Linked DNA regions of Homo sapiens: region 2 is linked to region 1. Evidence: chromatin loops called from intact Hi-C (ENCODE). Cell type or tissue: OCI-LY7. All regions are shown on one strand.

Region 1 (2,500 bases):
CAAAACGTCCCGCCACTTAATACCACCACAATAGAGATTAAATTTCAAAATGAAATTTGAAGCATGTAGCTGGGACCACAGGCATGCACCACCACAAATGACTGCTTTAAAAAAAAAATTGTAGAGACAGGGTCTCACTTTGTTGGCCAGACTAGACTCAAGAGATCCTCCAGCCTTGGCCTCCCAAAGTGCTGGGATTGCAGGCATGAGTCACCACAACTGGCCCAAATTATAGACTTAAAAATAGTCAAAATGGTGAATTTTATGTTATTTAAATTTTACAATTAAAAAAAGGGATAATGGCAGATAGCAATAGCACTGTGCACTAACAACATGCCGTCACGACAAAAGAAACCCACATGCGCCATGTGACTGAGGAACTAGACTACAGGGCTATGAGCTAAAACATCAGAATACTGAAAGTTTAAGAAGGAGCTTACAGGAAGAGCTTCTTTTTCCAATACAAAGAAAATTACTTGAAAAAGAGGAAAAGAAAGAAACTTACTTCTTACACATACAAATAAATCTAAAAGGAAGAGAAAATGAAATGTTCTTTCACAGAAAGAGTGAATTCCCTCCCGACCAGAAGAAAGGGCATCCTCCCCCTTACCTCTTCCTGGGCTGATGGCTGTCAGGAGGGGTTTATGGTCACTCATTTTCTCCTGCCTCTGCTTTTGAGAGGCTAGTTCCTGTTCCTTTTTTGCTAGCAGCTTGCCAGATGGGTAGAAGAGGCCAACAGTCTGTGTTCCTATGTCCCTCTTAGTCCCAACATCAGATCTGGGCAAAGGAATATTCAGGGACTGCCAGGCACATCGGGGCCATGCGTGAGGCAGAAGACATTTTTAAAATTAGAATATAATTTAATCAATCTTGCATTTTACTTATAGAAAACAACTCTAATCAGAATAAAAAGTATCTCAAGAAAAGTGTACTTGGAACTAATAGGGTTTTCCAGCCTTTGCCTCATCTTCCTTGCTCCTGTCTTTCTCAGCAACTTCCAGCCTGATCCAGGATTAGCCATTTATTATCTAAAAGTCAGCAAATCAAGGGGTGTTTGCCGGCCTGCTTGATGCCTGGAAGATATCTATCCTTTTCAGCTCTGTAATCCAATAGAGCATAGACTTCACTACTAATCCACACTCAGCCACTGGTCACCAACATTTTCTCTAACATACTTTCCTGCATCTAAACCTGGGGACCTGAGAGGACTACCATGAAAGGTTGTGCGTTGCACAACGTCACTGCATTCAAAGTAGTACCATTCATATGGTGAACATCATATATTTGCATATGTATTAGGGTAATTTTTCTAGTAGAGAAACCAGTATATTACAAGCAATTTCCAATAGATGGCAGTCAAGTGTCTTGAGAAAAGAACACCTTTGTTTCATTTGCACAAAGGAATAAGGGCTAGTGGCAGTTTAGGATTTAAATCTTTCAAACTGGGTTAAGAAAGCCATGAACGGCTGGGCATGGTGGCTCATGCCTGTAATCTCAGCACTTTGGGAGGCCACGGTGGGTGGATCACGAGGTAAGGAGTTCGAGATCAGCCCGACCAACATGGTGAAACCCCATCTCTACTAAAAATACAAAAATTAGCCGGGCATGGTGGCACGGGCCTGTAATCCTAGCTACTCAGGAGACTGAGGCAGAAGAATTGCTTGAACCTGGGAGGCAGAGGTTGCAGTGAGCCAAAATTGCACCATTGCACTCCAGCCTGAGCAACACAGCGAGACTCTGTCTCAAAAAAAAAAGGTCATGAACTCCCTAAAACTGCATACAAAGTGCTGAGTGTATCCTCTAATAATGATCAATCTTTAACTTCTTATAATAAAGAGATAAGAAGAAACATGGAAAGTCTTTATCCAGCTTAGAGAAATGTATAAAATTATAAAAATCTAACACAAAGCCAGTTGTTAGAGCTTAAGTACTTCTGAAAATAACCTGGTGAGATTTGTCCTCAAACTATGCCCAGCTGTTATAAATTACAAAAGCAATCTTATATACCCTAAGCTTTCTAAAATATAAAAAAGGGGAAGGAAAAGTTCTCAGAATGCTACATAAGAAATTCAAGAGAAGTGCATTCTGTCTCATGTATTTTAAAGCCACTAAAGTGGCATTATGTCTACGGCCTTGCAAATGCAATTAAAATCTAAATTGACTGCATTTATTTACACACCTAGTTGAAATTCCATGTGAAAGTTCTAAAAGTTTTGGGTCTCTTCCCCGGGTTGATTCACAGGGTGGAGCACACACATTCAGAGTTACAGCCTCTTCCTGGGTACCAGTTCTTACTACAGGGGAGGCCTCACCTCAGAAAAAGGGCGAGGTTCCTCAGCAGCTAGAGCCAGGCTTCTGTCCAAGCTAAGTTTCACTAGGGACTTCACACAAATACCACAGGAGCCACAGAATCGGGCAGACAGGTGATTGCTGGCCCCACATTTAGGGCAAACAGAACAGCCAGCAGGAATGCCGAGCTAGAGGATAGAAAATATCTTGA
Region 2 (2,500 bases), 660 kb after region 1:
ATGCTACTGGCAGGGCCTGGGGGGGCGCATATAAACCATCCTGGACGCAGGGATGTAAAGGGAAGCCTTCTGGAGGACCCTGGGGAAGACTCTTCTGCCCTAATAAGAGATAACTCTGTGAGCATAAAGGTTCTGCCTGACTCTTCCCCTTTGAAAACAGCATATGAGGACAAGTTGCTGAGGACGTGGCTGCTTTCTTAGGATCAGAAGAAGATGAAAAGAAAACTATAGAGGAGGCATCTTTCTTTGAGCTGATCCCTGAAACAATTGCATGTAGGATTTTAAATAAAAGCCATTTAGTAATATTTAATTTTTAGCCATGGGTGGACATTTTCCTGCTGAAGGGATTTTGAAGTGTTCAAGCTTAGACCCAAGGCCCTGGCAGGGGTTGGCAGAGGTAGATTTTAAGAGTGATGCCGATTTGTTTTCCAGTCTAAAAAAAGGGGGGCTGCCTATCATATCTTTAGAGAGCAAGCGGGAATTGGACTGGACCAAAATATGCAGTCAAGTGAGAGAAGTGGCCCTTTGATTAGGGGCTTTTTAAGGCTCCGAATCCCCAGGCAGCCTGGGACTGTGATCTGGCCATGAGATGTGGGACAGGGAAGGGGAGATGCCCCAGATGGGAAAATCTAGGGCTGTGGACCTTGCCCTCCTGAAGTGACCAAGCCACGAAGACAGGGGCTTCAGCACAGCCGAGGCTGGGGTCTGGACACCTAGTGACCTGGGGCTGCATCGTGAGTGGTGGGAGAGGGGAGGCAGCTGTTGCCCCCACAAAAGGCTGGATACGGCTACTTTTGGAAAGCAGAAGGGGAAAAATAGAGGTACATTTCAGTAATTTGCTGGTGAAGGAAGTCAGTGACTGTTTTATCACCCAGGTCCACAGCCCTGTATTGTACCACCAGGATGATGTGGCTTGGGAAAATGATAGATGCTCATGTTTACCCCCATCTCACCAGATATTAGGTTGGTGCAAAAGCTATTGCGGTTTTTGTAATAGTTTTTAAGCACCTTGAAAGCACCGATGGTTTGTTACATTCCTCTGATGTTCCTGTGCAAGCATCAAATAGTTGATATTTAAATTTAATTCAATAAATATATGTTGAGACCATGCTGTGCCCCAGGCACCATGCCAGACACTGGGATACAGCAATGGATGTTTGCCTAAAGGAGGCTTGTGTGACTTGATGTAAGCTACCCCATAACCCTTGGGGCTGTACCCAAGGGGGGCTTCTATGCTGATCTTTGTCAACCACTAGAGGGCAGAAGAAGGGGCCCTTTTCCTGAGCCTGTAACATCCCCAGAGGGATGGCACCGGGAGTGTGAGACCAGGCTCTAGAGAGCTGAGACCTAAAAGGGAGGCAGGGATGGGAAGAGGGCTCCTTGTGATTATTTCTGAGTGGTGTTCTTGGGGGTGGTTTTTTTTTTCTCTTCCCAAGGCATTCTGCAAATTGGAAAATCACTCAGTCATGCTAATTGTGACAGCGTGAGACCTCTGTCAAATTACTGTGGTGCCTGTGCTCTGGGGAACATTGCCTTTTGAGCTGTAAAATGTCTTCTTTTACAGTAATGAACATCTTTTAGCAGCATAAGAATGCACCAGGGGGTTCCCAAGAAAATGGAATAGGTGGTTTCTCATGGGTAGGTTGCCCTACCCTCAACTTGATCTAATTATAAAATGATTGGATTTTCCTTAGATAATGGAGATGATGAGGAAAATCTACTTCATATTATGAGCCAGAGCTTCAGACTGTGGCAGTTTGTTCGTCCTTGGGCAATTGTGGTTGAGTAGCTAATTGAACAGCTTTGGGCTTTGAGAAATAGCCATACGCCTTTATCTCCTTCTCAATTTTCTCATCCTTTTATGTTTATTAACCTCTAAGCATGGTTGTTCCATCATGAATAAGAAAATTCTGAATCTTTGTTTTCCTTCTCCAGAAGGGATTTCTATCTGCAGTGGAGTGAGCCCAAGTTTACCACCAGGGACTAACTGGCAGAGATTCCTGGAGCACCTGCATGATGTGGGGGGCTTGTTGGCATTTGAGTCAGGAGGAAGTGGAGATCTGAGGCTTCTCAGAGTGAGCTTCAAAGAGTCAGAGAAAAGGTTAAAAGTCCTGTAGTCTTATTTATGTGAGACCTCACAACTAAGGTGACCCTTTAAACTTCCCATGGAATTACTGGCATGAACAACTTGCTACATTACTTTGGAATTATATCCTAGATATTTTAGAAAAATGTCCAAGCAATGCACGACATTGAAAACTGCTTATTTCCAACCATTCGTTGCTCAGTCACCAAGTGCTGGCCATTGCCTAGATCCTGGGAGAAGCGGAATGTTTGTTGGTTAAGAGCGTGGAGTTAGACTACTTGGTTGTGGTCTGTGTAGGGTGCAGGGCAATGGGAATATTTGAGAAAAACCTTAAGTTTATTTCTACAGTCAGAAATGTGTTCCTCCATTGGAAATCACTTCATATTTTTAGAGGAAGTGAGAGAGATGTGGAAA

Evidence for each region. Peaks named below come from ENCODE experiments on the same cell type or tissue, not always from the same donor. Only the 100,000 strongest peaks of a DNase experiment are listed, where the experiment ranks them.
Region 2: it touches region 1 in a loop (5-fold over the local background); 2 of 110 quality-filtered maps call a loop at or near these places.

What each region holds. Positions count from the first base shown.
Region 1 is chr20:18,412,036-18,414,535 of GRCh38, forward strand. DZANK1 (double zinc ribbon and ankyrin repeat domains 1) reads right to left here. Exons shown (of 21, transcript NM_001367614.1): 12 at 2,313-2,477; 13 at 611-818. Among named protein-coding and RNA genes, the nearest start is that of LINC00851, 34 kb to the left of the region's middle. RefSeq lists an enhancer at 547-596 and a silencer at 1,467-1,516. In OCI-LY7, a CTCF peak has its summit at 1,358 (motif pointing right); DNase peaks (open chromatin) are centred at 376, 666 and 1,326; H3K4me3 peaks cover 1,382 bases; H3K27ac peaks cover 1,843 bases.
Region 2 is chr20:19,072,506-19,075,005 of GRCh38, forward strand. No RefSeq gene overlaps it. Among named protein-coding and RNA genes, the nearest start is that of SLC24A3, 140 kb to the right of the region's middle. In OCI-LY7, CTCF peaks have their summits at 1,249 (motif pointing right) and 1,456; no DNase peak of the experiment used is centred here; H3K27ac peaks cover 200 bases.